Regions from separate parts of the Homo sapiens genome. Here region 1 is linked to region 2. A link is a loop called in an ENCODE intact Hi-C map of the cell type or tissue named here. Cell type or tissue: gastrocnemius medialis. All regions are shown on one strand. Links, peaks and the distances in the headings refer to the core of each region. The heading gives the core; the rest is flanking DNA.

What was found. Peaks named below come from ENCODE experiments on the same cell type or tissue, not always from the same donor. Only the 100,000 strongest peaks of a DNase experiment are listed, where the experiment ranks them.
Region 1: it touches region 2 in a loop (8-fold over the local background); 3 of 110 quality-filtered maps call a loop at or near these places.

The regions. Positions count from the first base shown.
Region 1 is chr17:82,635,238-82,643,237 of GRCh38, reverse strand. All of the region lies in intron 2 of WDR45B (WD repeat domain 45B), which reads left to right. Among named protein-coding and RNA genes, the nearest start is that of WDR45B, 9.2 kb to the left of the region's middle. In gastrocnemius medialis, for the core only: no CTCF peak of the experiment used is centred there; a DNase peak (open chromatin) is centred at 3,577.
Region 2 is chr17:82,491,175-82,501,856 of GRCh38, reverse strand. TRX-CAT1-8 (tRNA-iMet (anticodon CAT) 1-8) reads left to right here and starts at 7,065; the gene lies at 7,065-7,136. RefSeq lists silencers at 6,922-7,181, 6,957-7,294. In gastrocnemius medialis, for the core only: a CTCF peak has its summit at 6,987 (motif pointing right); DNase peaks (open chromatin) are centred at 4,256, 4,576 and 7,006; H3K4me3 peaks cover 1,863 bases; H3K27ac peaks cover 2,995 bases.

The DNA of each region.
Region 1 (8,000 bases), core at 1-8,000, 140 kb before region 2:
TGGTCTCTAACTCCTGACCTCATGATCCATGCACCTCGGCCTCTCAAAGTGCTGGGATTACAGACGTGAGCCACCGTCCCCGGCCACCTCACTTTCTTTGTACGTGAAATAAGGTTGATAACAATGCCTGCCTCAGAGTTATTGTAAAAATGAGTCAGGGTGCGTAAGACACGCAGATTAATGCCTGCGCGCACATTAGGTGCTGTGGAGTGTATGATGCCACATACACTGTATGATGGGATTTATGCAGATAAATGTATGATGGGATAATGATGGGATTTATGCAGATAAGTAGTTGCAAAACATTTTAAAACAGCTTGACTTGCAAATCTCAGGATACTTTTTACTGAATTGACCCAGAAGCTTACAGGAGAGTTGTAGACGTTGGTGTCCAAGTTGAATCATTAGCAGCTGTGTGGGAAAAACCCCCCAGCCATGTTTTCTCTCCACTCTTAACAGCACGACAGTTGTCAGCACAGAAGACTTCTGTGACTGAATGTGGGGAATTTCTCCCCACACACCAAGCAGTGGACACCAGCTGGGTGTCCTTTCAGTTCTGACGCCATCTACCTAGAGATAGAGTCAGATCCCACAGGTTGAGGGCTCAGTCCCCAAGACTGCCCCAGTCCCCACCATGCATGAGTCTGGGCCTCCTAAACTTCAGACTGACTGGCTTCAAGTTGGGGTTCCCACAGCCCCCTCCTTGGATTCAATTAATGTGCTGGAGCGGCTCCCAGAACTTGGGGAAGCACATTTACCAGTTTATTATAAAGCAGCGGTCTGCAGCCTTTTCGGCACCGGGGACTGGTTTCATGGAAGACAGTTTTTTTCATAGGGGGATGGTTTCGGGATGAAACTGTTCCCACTCAGATCATCAGGCATTAGAGTCTCAGGAGGAGCGTGCAGCCTCCATCCCTCGCGTGTGCCGTTCACAGTGGGGTTCATGCTTCTGTGAGAATCGTATGCTGCCGCTGATCTGTCGGGGCAGAGCTTGGTGGGGATGCTTGTTCGCCTGCTGCTTGCGTCCTGCTGTGCAGCCTGGTTCCTAACAGGCCACGGACCAGTACTGCCCCGGGGTTGCAGACCCATTGTAAAGGATAATTGCCAAGAATACAGATGAGGGCAAGCACGGAACAAGGTGTGGGGGGACAGGCTATGGAGTTTCCAAGCCCTCCCTCGGCTGCCACCCTCCAGAACCTTCCATGTGTTCAGCTGACCTCTTGGATTTTTATGTTTTTTATTTTTTTACTTCAAAATTCATTTTTCTTTGATTTTTTTTTTCTCTTTTTTCCCACATGTGTTACAGAAAATACCTCTTGGAGATATATACATATCTATCTCTGACGTTGTCTCGCTCTGTTGCCCAGGCTGGAGTGCAGTGGTGTGATCTCGGCTCACTGCAAGCTCCGCCTCCCGGGTTCAGGCCTTTCTCCTGCCTCAGCCTCCCGAGTAGCTGGGATTGCAGGCACCTGCCACCACGCCTGGCTAATTTTTTTTGTATGTTTGGTAGAGACGGTGTTTCACTGTGTTAGCCAGGATGGTCTTGATCTCCTGACCTCGTGATCCGCCCACCTTGTCCTCCCAAAGTGCTGGGATTACAGGCATGAGCCACCGCACCCCGGCCACCTCTTGGATTTTTAAGGAAGCTTCATAGTATCTGCATTGCTTCTCCTAGTGTGCAGGGTGGGAGCTTCTCTATGGAGGTTCTTCAGACCCACAATCAGGTGGAGAAGATTTGAGTTCTGCCTTAGCAGGTGAAAGGGCAGGAGAGAGATTCTGGTTCCTGAGGGCCTAACACACCCAATATTATAACAAAAGATTGTAACAAGGTCTGGGAGTTATGAGCCAGGAACCGTGGGTGAAAACCTGTATGTGTCTCTCTCATAACACCACAACAGCATATTAACAACTGCTTCCTAATTAATGAAGTGTTTACAGTAAATTCAACATTTCTTATAAAAATGAGTTTGACGGCCCGCACGGTGGCTCACGCCTGTAATCCCAGCACTTTGGGAGGCTGAGGCGAGCAGATTGCCTGAGCTCAGGAGTTCGAGACCAGCCTGGGCAACACGGTGAAACCCCATCTCTACTACAAATACAAAAAGTTAGCCAGGCGTGGTGGCGCATACCTGTAATTCAAATTACTGGGGAGGTTGAGGCACGAGAATCACTTAAACCCGGGAGGCCGAGGTTGCAGTGAGCCGAGATTGCGCCACTGCACTCCATCCTGGGCGACAGAGCAAGACTCCGTCTCAAAAAAAAAAAAAACCCAGACAAGAAACATCTAAAACTTCTAAATTCCAGAAAAGTATACCATTGTCATGGTTTAGCTCATCACACACATATACCCGGTCTTGTGCGTCTGCCAGCTCGGCTGTGTCTGGGGCAGGCTGTCCCTGAGCTTAGCATGCAGTGAGTTCTCACATGTGCATGTGTGGTGTGCTCCCGTTTCCAGCTTATGTGAGTAGATAGGCCCTAATGTGAAATGGATACAGTAGGGCCACACTGTCTTTTTGATGGCACATTTAAACAGTTTGGCTCTGCACTTACAGACTCATCTGCTGCTCTGCGTCTGGCAGCTTACAGTTTAACAATGAAGAGCAGGCCAGGCCTCTAATCCCAGCACTTTGGGAGGCCAAGGTGGGCAGATCACGAGGTCAGGAGATCGAAACCATCCTGGCCGGCACAGTGAAACCCCATCTCTACTAAAAATACAAAAATTAGCTGGACCTGGTGGTGCGTGCCTTTAATCCCAGCTACTCGGGAGGCTGAGGCAGGAGAATTGCTTGAACCAGGGAGTCGGAGGTTGCAGTGAGCCGAGATCTCGCCACTGCACTGCAGCCTGATGGCAGAGTGAGACTCTGTCTTAAAAAAAAAAAAAAAAGAAAAAAATCCCAGTGAAGAGCAGCACCAGACTTGCCCTTGTTCCTTTTTAATTGTAGCAGTTTGCTTTCCTGAGTGGTGGGGAAGGAAGCCTGCATGACAGTGTGTCCTGGATCTGGGCTTGTGGCATGGTTCTCTCCAGGGTGACTGTGCATTGAGTAAGGAGACTGTGGGCTCTGAGCAGGCTGCTGTTTCCAGATACGCCTTCTGCCACTTGGCAGGAACGGGAAGCTGGTAGTTCAGGGAAGCCTTCTTGGGGATCCCTGCTCCTTCAGTCTTGGGGGGCAGTGTTGTCCAACCCTGCTCCCCGACATAGGTCCTGCATCCATTGTACACCCAGGTTTGTTCTTTCCACACACACAGCCCAGCCACCCTCCCGACCCACACACAGCCCAGCAGCCCACCTGACCCGACACACACACAGCCCAGCAGCCCACCTGACCCGACACACACACAACCCAGCAGCCCTCCCGACCCACACACAGCTCGGCAGCCCACCTGACCCGACACACAGCCCGGCAGCCCTCCCGACCTGACACACACACAGCCCAGCAGCCCTCCCGACCCCACACACACACAGCCCAGCAGCCCGCCCCACCTACACACAGCCCAGCAGCCTACCTGACCTGACACACAGCCTGGCAGCCCTCTCGACCTGACACAGCCCAGCAGCCCGCCAGACCCGACACACACACAGCCCGGCAGCCTCAGCACATCTAGCTTCACAACAGGTCCTGCAGGCTTCGTGCTGTGTGCTCACCCAGCGTGCCAGGTGAAGGTGCTAGAGAAATGGGAGGCCTGCAATGTGTAGGTAGCAGGTGGTTCCTGCGGGTGGGGAGGACACAGAGGTGGTGGGTAGCTTTGGGAAGGAGGTGGAAAGGGGAAGTTTGGTAACCTGGTGGTAGAAGGTTAAATTGGTAGAGCCTTGTGGAGTAATTTGGCAAGCTGTGTTCATTATAGATGTACTGTTTGGTGCCTGTATACCAATATTACTTGCAACGCTGTTTCCAAGAGTGGAAAATTGGAGAACCCGAATGACTTTCATGAAAGGGGTGATTACTGTGGTTGTGGCACATCCTCAAAATGGTGCTTCATGCGGTAAGAATGCCGAGACCAATCTGAATCCTCATTTGGAGAGATGGCCATGGCATTGTTAAAGGAAAAAGAAAGTAGAGAATAGCATAGATGGTGTTATAGGAACAAAATATCTATGCACAAAGTTTAGAACATACGTGGCCAGGCAGAGTGGCTCATGCCTGTAATCCCAGCACTTTAGGAGGCCGAGGCAGGTGGATCACGAGGTCAGGAGATCGAGACCATCCTGGCCAACATGGTGAAACCCCATCTCTACTAAAAATAAAAAAATTAGCCGGGCATGGTGGTGGGTGCCTGTAGTCCCAGCTACTTGGAAGGCTGAGGCAGGAGAATCACTTGAACCCAGGAGGCGGAGGTTACAGTGAGCCGAGATCGTGCCACTGCACTCCAGCCTGGTGACAGAGCGAGACTCTGTCTCAAAAAAAGTACATAAATGATGTTGTTTCACAGTGTTTTCTACTTTATGCTTTTCTGTGTTGTTTTATAGAAATGATGCATAATTTTTATAATGGGAAATAAGGTTTTCTTTAAAAATAAAACTCCACAGAAATAGGAACGAGAAACAGGGACTGCACGACATGACAGAGGCAAAAATAAAAAGGTTATTAGCCTCAAGTGCTAGAATGGTTGATTTTCACTCATTTGTATAAAGTGATTCATTTTTCAAGCATCTCTTAGTGGAATAGAAGTTATGCCAGTATTCAGACATCCCCTTTCCCCATTTTCTTTTATTAGTTTCTTGTGTTTTGCAGCAGGCTCTGTTGGGAGAGTCTGGGCCTGTCAAGATGTGGTGTAATTATATATTTTGGTTTTCACCCTGGCCGGTAACTCCCACAGACCTGGTTAGTCTTTTTGTTACAATATTGGCCCTCAGGGGAGGCCTCTGACCTTCTCCTACCCCCCTTTCACCCTAACGTGTCCTGTCTCCCCACCACCACCCCACCTTCCTTCCTTTCTTTTCTTTTTTCTTTCTTTCTTTCCTCCTCCCCCCTCCCCTCCCCTCCCCTCCCCTCCCCTCCCCTCCCCTCCTCTCCCCTCCCCTCCCTTTCCCTCCCCTCCCTTTCCCTCGCCTCCCCTCTTCTTTGACAGAATCTCTCCCAGGCTGGAGTGCAGTGGCTCCATCTTGGCTCACTGCAACCTCCACCTCATGGGTTCAAGCGATTCTCGTGCCTCAGCCTTCCAAGTAGCTGGGATTACAGGCACATGCCACCACACCTGGCTACGTTTTTTTGTTTGTTTTGTATTTTTAGTAGAGATGGGGTTTCACCACGTTGACCAGGCTGGTCTCGAACTCTTGACTTCAAGTTATTTGTCTGCCTCGGCCTCCCAGAGTGCTGGGATTACAGGCATTAACCACCACACCCCCACCCTTTCTAATTGTGGGTCTCAGGACCCTCCCCAGAGAAGGCCGTACCCTCTGCCCCTGGGAAAGGAATGCTGATATCATGAAGCTTCCATAAAATCCCAAGGAGACGGGGTTCAGAGAGCTTCACGGAAGCTTTGTGTCCTTCCCCTAATACCTTGCCCTATGCATCTCTTCATCTGTATCCTTTGTAATATTCTTTGTTATAAACTGGTAAACATAAGGAAGTGTTTCCCTGAGTTCGGTGAGCCGTGCCAGCAAATTGAACCCAAAGAAGGGGTCACGGGAACCCCAACTTGAAGCTGGTCAGTCAGAAGTTTTGAAGGTTCTAACTTGTGACTGGTGTGTGGTGCAGTCGGTCTTGGGGACTGAGCCTTCAACCTGTGGGATCTAATACTCTCTCCAGGTAGATGGTGTCAGAACTGAGTTAGAGGAAGACCAGCTGGGGTTTGCTGTGCGGTTTCTGCTTTAGTCACAGAAGTCTTCTGTGTTGGTGATTGTGTGAGAATAGAGACCATGATTAGAGGAGAGGGTTTTTCTCTGTACCACAAGGACTGGGGTGTACCTCAAGTTTTCCTCAGCTGATGTTTAGTAGGAGCCTGTTTTGTGTCCTACGCAACCTATTGCTGCAATTTTAGTTGCTGTTACAGACAAGTCCGACCGCCAGGGACCCTTAGAGATGTAGACGCTGACATCCTGGGCAGGCTTGGGCATTTCTTCTTTTTGTGGGTATAAAATGTTCCAGGAATAAATAAATGCTCAGTGCTGTGAAGTAAAACCAGCACTCAGGCAAAAGTTTAATTCTCTCAGTAAGGCAATTTACTTCTGCAGAAGGGTGCCCCTTGCATCAGTCAAGATGGCAAGAGCACAGAGAACAAAGGAGACCGGGGGTTTTTATCCTGAACGCAGTCCCTATCTCTGTGTCACTCCCCTATGGGCTGGGGTCGGACTGCACAATCTGAGCTGACCCAATAGGCTACTTGTACATATTTTTCTAAATATAGAAGGGGAGGGGGATGTGAGGTACAGAGGTGGAGCGTGTGAGACGTGCAGTTTCAGGGGAACAATGTGTACAGGTAACCAAGGGAACAGGTGTGAGTTATTGATTAGAGTTGACGGGAAGCGGGTAGGCTGTTTACAGTAACTAGGGGCAAGGAAGAACAAGAAAGTCGAGTTCGAGAACAAAGGATAAGGAAGTTAACAGGCTAAATAAACCCTTTGAAGAGAAACTCAGAAAGATTTATTGTATCTTACATTTTTCTGTAACAACGAATATCCTTTGTAATATTTCAGTACCAGCCCTTGGGATCTGGAACATAGAAAGCTCTGAATGTAACCCTGGTCTTTCTGTGGGGAGACCCTTTCCCCCTCTTCAGCTGCAGGAGGTGGGGGTCAGGTATTATGGGAGAATCTCTTTGGCGGGGTTTAGAAGTCCTCTCTAATTCCTGAAGTTTGGCTCTTACCTTTGATTACTTCTCATTCCAGGAAAGGCCTTAACTCTCCTTCTCTGCCTCTTCACTTGATTCTGAAAAATCTGTTTTTCTTTTTTTTCTTTCCATTTTTAAAACCCAGAGACCGCATAGCTAACTGTGCCTGTGACTGACTGTGTTTGTCTTCTTTTTTTTTTTTTTTTTTTGAGACGGAGTCTTGCTCTGTCACCCAGGCTGGAGTGCAGTGGCGTGATCTCGGCTCACTGCAACCTCCACCTGCCGGGTTCAAGTGATTCTCCTGCCTCAGCCTCCCGAGTAGCTGGGACTACACAGCTGGCTGATTTTTGTATTTTTATTTTTTATTTATGTATTTATTTGAGAGACGAAGTTTCACTCTTGTTGCCCAGGCTAGAGTGCAGTGACGCGATCTCGGCTCACCGCACCCTCTGCCTCCCGGGTTCAAGTGATTCTCCTGCCCCAACTTCTCGAGTAGCTGGGATTATAGGCATGCGCCACCACACCTGGCAAGTTTTGTATTTTTAGTAGAGACGGGGGTTTTCCATGTTGGTCGCGCTGGTCTTGAACTCCCGACCTGAGGGATCCACCTGCCTCGGCCTGGCCTCCCAGAGTGCTGAGATTATAGGTGTCAGCCCCTGCACCCAGCCAACATTTCTTTACTTAACCATTAGCTAGAATCACATCTTGCTAAGGGAATGACTTGTTGCTTTTAGAACTTGAAAAGACGGCTGCGCACAGTGGCTAATGCCTGTAATCCCAGCACTTTGGGAGGCCGAGGTGGGTGGATCTCCTGAGGTCAGGAGTTCGAGACCAGCCTGGCCAACATGGTGAAACGCCGTCTCTACTAAAAATACAAAAATTAGCTGGGTGTGATGGGCGCCTGTAATCCCAGCTACTTGGGAGGCTGAGGCAGGAGAATCACTTGAACCCAGGAGGTGGAGGTTGCAGTGAGCCAAGATCGCACCACTGCACTCCATCCTGGGCGACAAGAGCAAAACTCCATCTCAAAAAAAAAAAAAAAACCTGAAAAGACTTATGATATAATCAAGCATTAATAACTTTATTAATAAGCCTAAGATCATGTAGTTTATAAAAGGGCTAAACATTGTCTCTCGGTTAAATAGTGTTTGAAGAGTACATTAGTGACCTTGACATAATTCTCAGGTCACTCAGATGTGTTTCTAAAACTTACTGAACCTACATTGAGGAAA
Region 2 (10,682 bases), core at 1,398-9,397:
GGTGGCATCTCATTGTGGTGTTATGCTGGGTATCTTTTTTTTTTGGAGACATGGTCTTACTCTGTCACCCTGGCTGGAGTGTAGTAGTGGTACGATCTCGGCATACTGCAGCCTCAACCTCCCAGGTTCAAGCAGTCCTCCCACCTCAGCCTCCCAAGTAGCTGGGACTACAGGTGTGCACCACCACGCTCGGCTAAATTTTGTATTTTTTGTACAGATGCGGTTTTGCCATGCTGCCCAGTCTGGTCTCAAACTCCTGGCCTGAAGTGATCCGCCAGCCTTGGCCTCCCGAAGTCCTGGGGTTGCAGGCGAGAGCCACCGTGCCCGGCCTGTGCATCTTTTCATGGGTTGACTAACCATGATCACAGCACAGGTTTTTTAGTCCCCGCTGTCTACAGAATCAGAGAATGTGAGTGTCCAGGCTAGGGGACTTGGTAGAGGGAAGAAAGCTGGAGACTGAGAGTCAAGGTCTTTGCCTCCACTGGGGGTGGAGGTAGAGGGTGGGGAGGCAGGACCTGGGACCCAGGTCTCCACTGGCTATTGCCAACACTGCATGATCAAGTCTACACCTCTTGCTCCTGCTACCAGTGACTCCACACCTCCACAGCCATAATTTTAGAAAAATCTTTTGGCTGGGCGCAGTGGCTTATGCCTGTAATCCTAGCACTTTGGGAGGCCGAGGAGGGTGGATCATTTGAGGTCAGGAGTTCGAGACCAGCCTGGCCAACACGGTGAAACCTCGTCTCTACTAAAAATACAAAAATTAGCCGGGCGTGGTGGTGAGCACCTGTAATCCCAGCTACTCGGGAGGCTGAGGCAGGAGAATCGCTTCAACCTGGGAGGTGGAAGTTGCAGTGAGCCGAGATCACACCACTGCACTCCAGCTTGGGCGACAGAGTAAGACTCCCTCTCAAAAAAAAAAAAAAAATTTTTTTTTTGGCTGGGCACAGTGGCTCATGCCTGTAGTCCCAGCTACTCACGAGGCTGAGGTGGGATGATCCCTGGAGTCCAGGAGTTTGAGTTCACCTGGCCAAAGAGGCTGGCTGGGAAGATCTGAGGCCCAGCCATAGGGCCCCAGGTAGGGCAGTGTCCACCCTGCCTCCTGGGGAAGCACTGGAGGAGGCATGGGGGTTGTGCTGGGCTCTGCAGTCCCTTCGACCCAGCTATGCTATGGCCAGCTGCCACGTGCTCACCTGGCCAGAAATTGACCCACGGGGCTCCTGACCACTAGCCCCAGGCAAGAGGAGCACACAAGGCTTGGGGAGATCAAGCTTTGAAATACTTCCCAACACACAGTCTGGAACATTCTCCGAACATCTGACTCCCATAGTGTGAGCAGAGAACCTACTCTTGAATGCTGGTCAGGATGGGAAATCCCTCCTGGAGGGCAGATTCTATGGAGCTGGTCCCTGCCCCACAGCAGAAATTTTGCTGCAGTGAACCATTTCTTGGAATGCCTGTGCTTGCAGGGCACACGCCTGTGGCAGCACCAACTGTGATCCCTGGAGTGTGAAGTCACATCAAGGCTTTGCACATCTGAAACATATGCAATTGTCCTGAGAAATTCTGGAAGTTCCAGAAGAAATAACACACAAATTGCTAATAACACAGCAAAAGTAGCTGAAGAGATGTGTGTTCTCAGGACAGAACCCCTTCACACACTCGCAAGTCAGTATGTGTGGTGTATTGTTATTTTGTTTATTTATTGATGGAGTCTCTGTCTGTCGCCCAGGCTGGAGTGCAGTGACATGATCTCTGCTCACTGCAACCTCCACTTCCTAGGTTCAAGCGATTCTCCTGCTTCAGCCTCCCGAGTAGCTGGGACGACAGGCGCATGCCACCATGCCCGGCTAAATTTTTGTATTTTTTTTTTTTTTTTTTTGAGACGGAGCCTCGCTCTGTCGCCCAGGCTGGAGTGCAGTGGCGTGATCTGGGCTCACTGCAAGCTCCGCCTCCCGGGTTCACGCCATTCTCCTGCCTCAGCCTCCCAAGTAGCTGGAACTACAGGCATCCACCACCACACCCAGCTAATTTTTTGTATTTTTAGTAGAGACGGGGTTTCACCACGTTAGCCAGGATGGTCTTGATCTCCTGACCTCACGATCCGCCTGCCTTGGCCTCCCAAAGTGCTGGGATTACAGGCGTGAGCCACCGCGCCCGGTGAATTTTTTGTATTTTTAGTAGAGATGGGGTTTCATTGTGTTAGCCAGGATGGTCTCGATCTCCTGACCTCGTGATCCGCCCACCTCAGCCTCCCAAAGTACTGGGATTACAGGCGTGAGCCACCGCATCCGGCCAGTGTATTGTTATTTTATTACACAATTGTGGAGCTCAAGACAAAGTACTGTATCACAACAGAAATTAAAAACACTAATGGTCAAAACCATGAAGGAAAAGAATCGTCGTAACTAAAAAAATATGGAGAATGAAAATGACGATACAGACATTATGAGAGAACACACCAAACAGAAAGCAAAGATGCAGAAGGGAGCTGAAGGTCACAGACAGGAAAACCACAGCTGGTCCAGTCAGCAGGACACACACTGGGCTGGCCACAGACACACCCACAAATTTGCTGGTTTCAGTACCACGCTGTCTCATTACACCTGTTACGACGAGCAGTAATTCCACTCAACACTTTTTAGTGGAAGATTTATTGTTCAAGATTCCGATCCTGCAACTTGCACTTAATCAACTAAAACACATCAGACAAAACAGATGCTTCTCAAAACATTTTGAAACCATTTTTTTTTTTGGAGACAGAGTCTCGCTCTGTCACCCAGGCTGGAGTCCAATGGCACCATCTCGGCTCACTGAAGCTCCGCCTCCCGGGTTCAAGCGATTCTCCTGCCTCAGCCTCTCGAGTAGCTGGGATTACAGGCGCCACCACGCCGCGCTAATTTTTTGTATTTTAGTACAGGCGGGGTTTCACCATGTTGTCCAGGCTGGTCTTGAACTCCTGAACTCAGGCAATCTGTCCACGTAGGCCTCTCAAAGTGCTAGGATTACAGGGGTGAAACACCACTCCCGGCCAAAATAGGTTTTTTTAAACAGAAAAACTGCCACCTGATGTTGGTTAGTCTTTCCTAAGACTAAACATTGCCTATGTTGTTTGGTTGTATAGGTTTTTAAACCAGACCGACATTACCTACATCAGGGAGTCTTTTACATAAATGAATACCGGTTTTTTTTTTTTTTTTTTTTTTTGAGACAGAGTCTCACTGTCACTCAGGCTGGAGGGCAGTGGCACGATCTCGGCTCACTGTAACCTCCGCCTCCCAGGTTCAAGTGATTCTCCTGCCTCAGCCTCCCGATAGCTGGGATTACAGGCACACACCACCACGCCCGGCTAATTTTTGTATTTTTAGTAGAGACGGGGTTTCACCATGTTGGCCAGGATGGTCTCGATCTCTTGATCTTGTGATCCACCCGCCTCGGCCTCCCAAAGTGCTGGGATTACAGGCATGGGCTACCGCGCCCGGCCCCATCAGTGAGTATCTTGAGAACCCTCAACAATCACAAAGGCTCCGCATAGCACACGAAGGATTTGTGGACTTGAGTCACACAGAAATCACGAACAGAATGTACGTGGTGTCATTAGTGAAGAAGAGTGAATAGTAAACATGGAAGTCAGCCTGCGTTTCTCCGGAAATCACAACGCTGGAAAGCTGGTATTAAGCCGCTCTGGGCCGGGCGGGGTTGCTCACACCTGCACTCCCAGCGCGTAGGAGGCCGAGGCGGGAGGATCCACGGAGCTCAGGAGTTCGAGACCAGCGTGAGCAACAGTGTGAGACCCACCCCCCCACCCACCCCCAGTCCTCTACCAAAGACAAAGGAAAAACGCTACCGGGAAGACGCGCGGAATTCCGGGCCAGTCACTGCGCGGGGCACTTGAAATGCCTGAAATCCTTCCCGTCACATAGGAGAGGTTGGGCCAGATCTGACAGCAACCCTCAAAGTGTCTAGAGCGTTGCCAAAGAGAATACACAGTGGACAGAAGCTTTTCTAAATGCCCCATAATAACAAGCACGTTTACATCCACCGGGGGAAAGGAAAGAAGGCCCTTTCTATTCTCTCCTAAAAGCAGCACCTTCAATCATCGCCGCGTCAAGCGGCAGAGCCTGCAGCCCGCACTTTAGGGCACCGCGTTCGTTTCAGGCGGGACTGGGGAGTTCTCCGAGCGCGGGGGGTGTGGGCGCCGCCCGTTCCCCGGCGACCACATTCGAATACCCAGCGTCTCACTGGGTTTCCTAAGGAGAGGCGCGGGCTGCTCAGCCCTCACGTGCTCGGACGCGGCCCCAGCGTCCCGAGCCTGTCCCGAGCGCCGAGGGAGGGCGGCGGGGTCTGGGTGGGTGGGAGGGAGGCCGGCGGGGTCTGGGTGGGAGGGAGGTCGGCGGGGGTGGGAGGGAGGCCGGCGGGGTCTGAGTGGGAGGGAGGCCGGCGGGGTCTGGGTGGGAGGGAGGTCTCCCGCCCCGCCGCGCTGTGGAGGACAACTCGCGCCTCCTGCTGCGCATGCTCGGACTGCGCACTCCCGTGAGGGCCGGGGCTGCGCGCGAAGGCGTCTGCGAGCAGTTGACAAACCACCCACGTGACCTCCCACGTGACGGCCGGCGGCTCCCGCGGAGGAGCAAGAACGGTCAAGGAGCGGGGCCCTCGCCTCCGCCTTCAGAGGCGCCAGCTCCGTCCGCAAACCCGGGGGGAAGCGGGTGGGGACCTGAGGCGGCGCCTGCGATGCCGCAGCTTCGTAGTCGGGCTTCCGCGCCGGGGATCTGCACGAGCAAACGCTTCCGGCGCGCGCGGCTGGCGCTGGCCCGACTGACGCTCGGGCATCCCGGGTAGAAGCCGTGGGCGCATCTGCCAGGAGCGTGGGAAAGATGCTGGTGCCGACCTCCCCCTCTAAGGCTGTGTGGAGGAGGACGCCCGATGCCCCTCTTTTGGGCCAGCTGCCTCCGGAGGGCGAGCGGCTGAGAGGAAAATCGGTTTCCCACCTGCACGGGCCCATCACCTGTTGCTGCCATCGTGGGCTGGCGGGCGTCGTGCAGGGGCAGCGACAGTGGGTTCCTGCAGGGACGCAGATACGACCAGGTCCAGCCTCAGGGTCTTTTCCGGCCTGGCCCCTGCGCCTTCCACAGAAGGATGAGTGAGGCCACCTGTCACCAGGTGCGGGCTGCCCCACCCCACTAGTATTGCGATGTGTGGTTGGTCGCTAAAATATTTTAGCAGGAGCCCTTGCCCGGGCAGGCTTGACGAAGAAAGAAGCCTGGGCGTGCCCTCCTTCCGTGTTCTCATGACCATTTTGGTCCGAGGCCATAAAACAAGCATCACTAAGGTGGCTGGAGAGTCTGGCCGTCATGTTTAGATTGCTTCGTACACCCAGAAGAGTAGGGACCATCTCTTCTCAACTTCTGGGCCTGTTGCAAGAAGTCCATCCACATACCTCATCAGCAAGCCTTTGACACCAACCCTCCAATCTGGTTTTGAGCCTAGCAGCTTGGCCAAGCCCTGGGACAGTTCTGAGCTGCTCAGAAGGTTCCCTCTGTCTTCTCCCAGTCGACACCTTTTCACCTCTGTGCCTGTACCTGTGTGCTTGGGTCTGTAAGACTCACACAACACCCATTAGACTGCGGAGGTGAAGGTTTGCAGTACAGGCCTGTGGGTGCAGCACAGGGAGCCTCACCCCATCGGCAGCCCCCAGTCTGGAGGTTCTGGGCCCAGGGCTGCACCCTGTGCCCTGCCAGGTGCCAGCAACATCACGGAGCTCCCTGGCTGCAGGCTCTGCCTCAGCCTCCCCTCCCTCCCGTGCTCTTGGCAACGTGTCCATACATGTAGGGCCACACCTACTTCCTGTAGTGCTTTGGGATGTGTCCTCTAGGCCCACCTCCGCCTTTCTTACCTGAGGCCGCCTGGAAGGCAGAGGGCAAGACAGCTAAGCGGCTGCAGCCAATGGGAGGCACGGGCAAGGAGATTGGAGGGTGGAGGAGAGAGAGGCTTGGGTATTCCCCAGCTCTTTCTCTGCCTGGCCTAGGGTCGATGGCTCCTCTCAGGGGAGCCATGCCTCCTGTTTGGTGGCCCATCCCATTAGCTCCAGCTCTCACAGGGTCCAGGCTCCTGGGAAGGATGCACCCTGCCCTGAGGGCTCAGGCCTCGGTGCTGACCGTGGCTTGTGTCGAGATGCTCCTCACAGACAGTTCATTAGACTAGCTGCAGCTATCTCCTTTGAGTGTCCCGGCTCATACTTTCAGTTGGATCCCAGGAGTTTCAGTCTTTTTTTTGTTTTGTTTTTTGAGACTGGGGTCTGGCTCTGTCACCCAGGCTGGAGCGCAGTGGCATGATCTTTGCTCTCTGCTTCCTGGGCTCAAGCGATCCTCCCACCTCAGCCTCCTGAGTAGCTGGGACTACAGGCGTTGGCTGCCAACCCCTGGCTATTTTTTTTTTTATTTTTATTTTTTGTAGAGGCCGGGGGGGGGGGGTCTCCCTGTGTTGCCCAGGCTGGTCTCAAACTCCTGAGCCTCAGCCTCCCAGAGTGCTGGGATTACAGCGTAAGCCACCATGCCCAGCCAACTTTTTTTTTTTTTTTTTGAGACAGAGTTTCACTCTTGTTGCCCAGGCTGGAGTGCAGTGGTGCGATCTCGGCTCACCGCAACCTCCACTTCCTGGGTTCAAGCAATTCTGCCTCAGCCTCCCGAGTAGCTGGGATTACAGGCATGCGCCACCACGCCCGGCTAATTTTGTATTTTTAGTAGAGACAGGGTTTCTCCATGTTGGTCAGGCTGGTCTCGAACTCCCGACCTCATGTGATCTGCCTGCCTTGGCCTCCCGAAGTGCTGTGATTACAGGCGTGAGCCACTGTGCCCGGCCTCCAGCCAATGTTTTAACAGCAGAAAAGGACATGAATTCAGAGAGTTTTATCTACAAGAAGTTGAGAGAGGAGGAGTAGGCTTATAATTGAGCATGTGCCTTGCCCAGCCAGTCCTCTGTTGGCCCCTCTTGGCCAGTAGGGGTCGCCGCCTGCAGGGAGATGACTCCTGTGGTCATGATCTGACTCAGGCTCCCCCCTTATAGCCAGCAGAGTGGCGCAGCGGAAGCGTGCTGGGCCCATAACCCAGAGGTCGATGGATCGAAACCATCCTCTGCTATAGACTCCCTTTTCTTTCCTGACTGGGCAGCCTGTGGCCCATAATTCTTCTCCAGGCCCCAATAACGTCCCTGTTTGTGTCAAGGCACGGAGGACAGGCAACAGCAGCAATCTGAGTTCAAATCTTGATGTGAGCATACCTTGCCTCATAGCTTTGTCCCAGAAATTGTGGCAGTTGTGGGCTCATTGCCCTCTGCATTCCCTGGCTTGGGCAAAATGCCTCCCTGGGAGCAAGGGAGGGGTTTTGCACTCCTCAGTCCTCTTCTCTGTGTGTCCACCTGGCCCGGGACCCCCCATCAGTACCTGCTCCTGGCTTAGAGAACAGGGTCTGGCACAGGACATGCATCCTTTGTCTGCAGCATTTTCGAGGCTTTGAAACCTCCCTGGCCACACTTAGGTCTGCTCCTCCACGTGGCCGAAGGTGCCTGCAGAGGCTGGCATTCTTCTCCCTGTCTGGCTGCCAGGGAGCCTCCTGCCATCAACCGACTCACTAGAGACCCCTCCAGGTAAGGAACCCAGCAAGTGTTTTCCTGACAAAAGGGTCTGGCTGGATCCCCATCCTCTCTTCCCTTCCTCTCCTGAGGGAGTGGGCTTAGGGGTTCCTGCCTTTTCTTTCCCTCTTAACGTTTCTCTCTCTCTCTCTCTCTCTCTCTCTCTCTCTCTAGTTTTCGCTAGAAGATCAAGGCCAGGTGCAGTGGCTCACACCTGTAACCCCAGCACTTTGGGAGGCTGAGGCAGGTGGATCGCTTGAGGTCGGGAGTTGGAGACCAGCCTGGGCAACATGGTGAAACCCCGTCTCTACAAAAATATACAAAAATATTAGCTGGGTGTGGTGGCTGGCGCCTGTAGTCCCAGCTACTCGGAGTGTGAGAGATCTCTTGGGCCTGGTAGGTCGAAGCTGCAGTGAGCTGAGATTGCACCACTGCACTCCAGCCTGGGTGACAGAACGAGAACCTGTCTCAAAAAAAAAAAAAAAAAAAAAAGGGCTGGAGTGTCACGGCCCTCTGGGTTGGCATTCTCGCTCCACTGACATCATCAGAAGCTGGAGGTGAGAACCTCCCTCCAACAGGAGAGAAATGCAGCCGCAGTACTCACTCCCTGTACATCCCAGCACCAGGTCCTGGCATCCCACGTGGACACACAGTGCCCATGATGATGCACTGACATCCCAAAATGCCAGTGCTGCCGCCTGGCTGTGTCCAGACTGGCTCAGGGACAGAATCTTCAGGTGCCACAGCCCAGGACACCGGGCCTGGAGTGGGGAAGGAGTGCCAGCTGCTACATGGTCTTTCCTTTACAGGGCAAAAACGAGTGGGGAAATAGCAGGACACACGCCCTGATGGTGGCTAAAGCCGAAGACAGAGGAACAGGAGGATTCTGCCAAGATTGATGCGAGACAAAGGCTTAGGGGCAACAGAGAGCAGGCGAAGTGTTACTTAACTTACCAGGACACCTAGCTGGTGCAGAGGCAGACCCAGCACACACCTCAGATGAGGGCCACATTGCTGCTCAGACCATGGCATCCAACAGCGGTCCTGTGTCCTGGCTTGATGCAAGGTCTCCCGATTCCAACTAGGATATTGGATGGCAAATGCAGCCACCCAAAATGCACTTCTCTGCCCCTCTCTGAGGCCCTCCGTGTGGCTGGGCACAGTTAGGATGAGATGCCCAGAGTTAGCAAAACAGACGCTGACGCCACTGTGCCACCCAGAGCAGAAGGCTAACCCGCCACAAAGAGCTGGCAGAGTTATGAAAAGTAAGGTTGGAGGTTTTTTTAACTGTAACTTTTACACTTTAAGAAAGCGTTCAAGGCTATGATTAACATAAATCAAAGGACAGTAATCCTATGAGTCACTATATTTGCAATACGTCCAAGCAGTCGGGGTGAGAGTATCTGGAATCTGGTGACGGGCTCGCCGGGTCAGGCCCATGGTTGGCAGCCACTGCTCCCGCTCCAGTCCCCCCTCCCAAATCCACTGCCACTCATCCACACTCACCATGCAGATGCCATGTCTGTCACTCTGGCTTGCCAGGTTTTCTTTCTTATTCTAACCAAATTTCAAATCAGGCTGGTGTGGTGGCTCACGCCTGTAATCCCAGCACTTTGGGAGGCTGAGGGGAGAGGATCACTTGAGCCCAGGAGCTCGAGACCAGCCTGGGCAACATGGCAAAACCCTGTCTGCACAGAAAGTACAAAAAATTAGCTGGGAGTAGTGGCGCATGCCTGCAGTCCCAGCTATTCAGGAGGCTGAAGTGGGAGGATTGATTGAGTCTGAGAGGTTGAGTCTGCAGTAAGCCATGATGGTGCCATTGTACTCCAACCTGGGTGATAGGGCCAGACCCTGTCTCAAAAAAAAAAAAAAAAAAGTCCATGTCAGGACATAAACATCTATTTTATACTTTAACCACTCCTAGAACCCCCAGGATGTCCTGACACTTGCCCCGATGGGCTTTTAGTTCGGTGTTGTAGCTTGTTTACACCAATGCAGACATAGAACAGATATTCTCCAGGTCCTGCGCACTGGGCACCTGTGAGGTGGACTGCTCCAGGGAAAGTTCCTAACAGCTAAACTATACGACTTTCATCAAGTTGGGGCGTTACTGCCAAACTGCACTCCAGCCAGCAGTCGTGAGCACCCCCTCTTCTTACTCAGCTGAATACTTAATAAAAATCTTTGCCTATTGGACAATTCGCATTACAACTTTGAAGTGTTCAGCCCTGGCACCTGCTCTCCTTGATTTCAGAACACAAGGCTCATCCTCAGAACGCAGAGCCGGCCTCTATCCAAAACCCACAAGGCTCATCCTCAGAATGCAGAGCCGGCCTCTACCCAAAACCGACAGCTCGCCCCCTGCAGCGGCGGACTGAGGGCTCCTAACCATGAGATGAGGGTTGATCTGCTTTAGACAGATGCTCTGTTCGAAGTGGAAACTTAAACACCGGGCCCCATCTGGAGGCCAAGTGGCCTTGGGCAAGTCAGCCCCTGCCTGGGCCGCAATTCCCTCCTCTGACATCTCTGGCCTAGACTCGGCGTGAAGGTCACACGACTGTGGCAGGCCATGTGTCCAGACGCCTCAGTTGCTCAGCTCTGGGCCCGCAGATGAGGCCATGGGACACCCTCAAAGCCGGCACACACCCAAGGGTTCACCCTAGATCTACATCCCAGGCAAGCGGCAAACCAACAGGCAGGCACAGTGGATGAGCCCATTTGCAACTGCAGCAACACTAAGGACCAGTGCGGACAGTCTACACTGGCTGCGACGAGTACAAGCTCTCAGGCCAGGTGGAAATGGAATTGAGAAACCTAGGCGCTGCCCATCAGACCACAGGCACCGAACAGCAGATCTGTTCACTGGGATGGCAACACGTTTATCAGCTCAGACGTGTTCCGGTCCCCTGCAGTACATGGCAGCACCAGAGCACACATGGCCATGTTCCTACATGGTGGTGCCAGCACGGGATGCCACCCAGGGCTCATCTCGTCCTCCTCCTCCTCCTCCTCCTCACACCAGGACCAGCCTGGCTCACTAGTGGGCATGGGCCGGG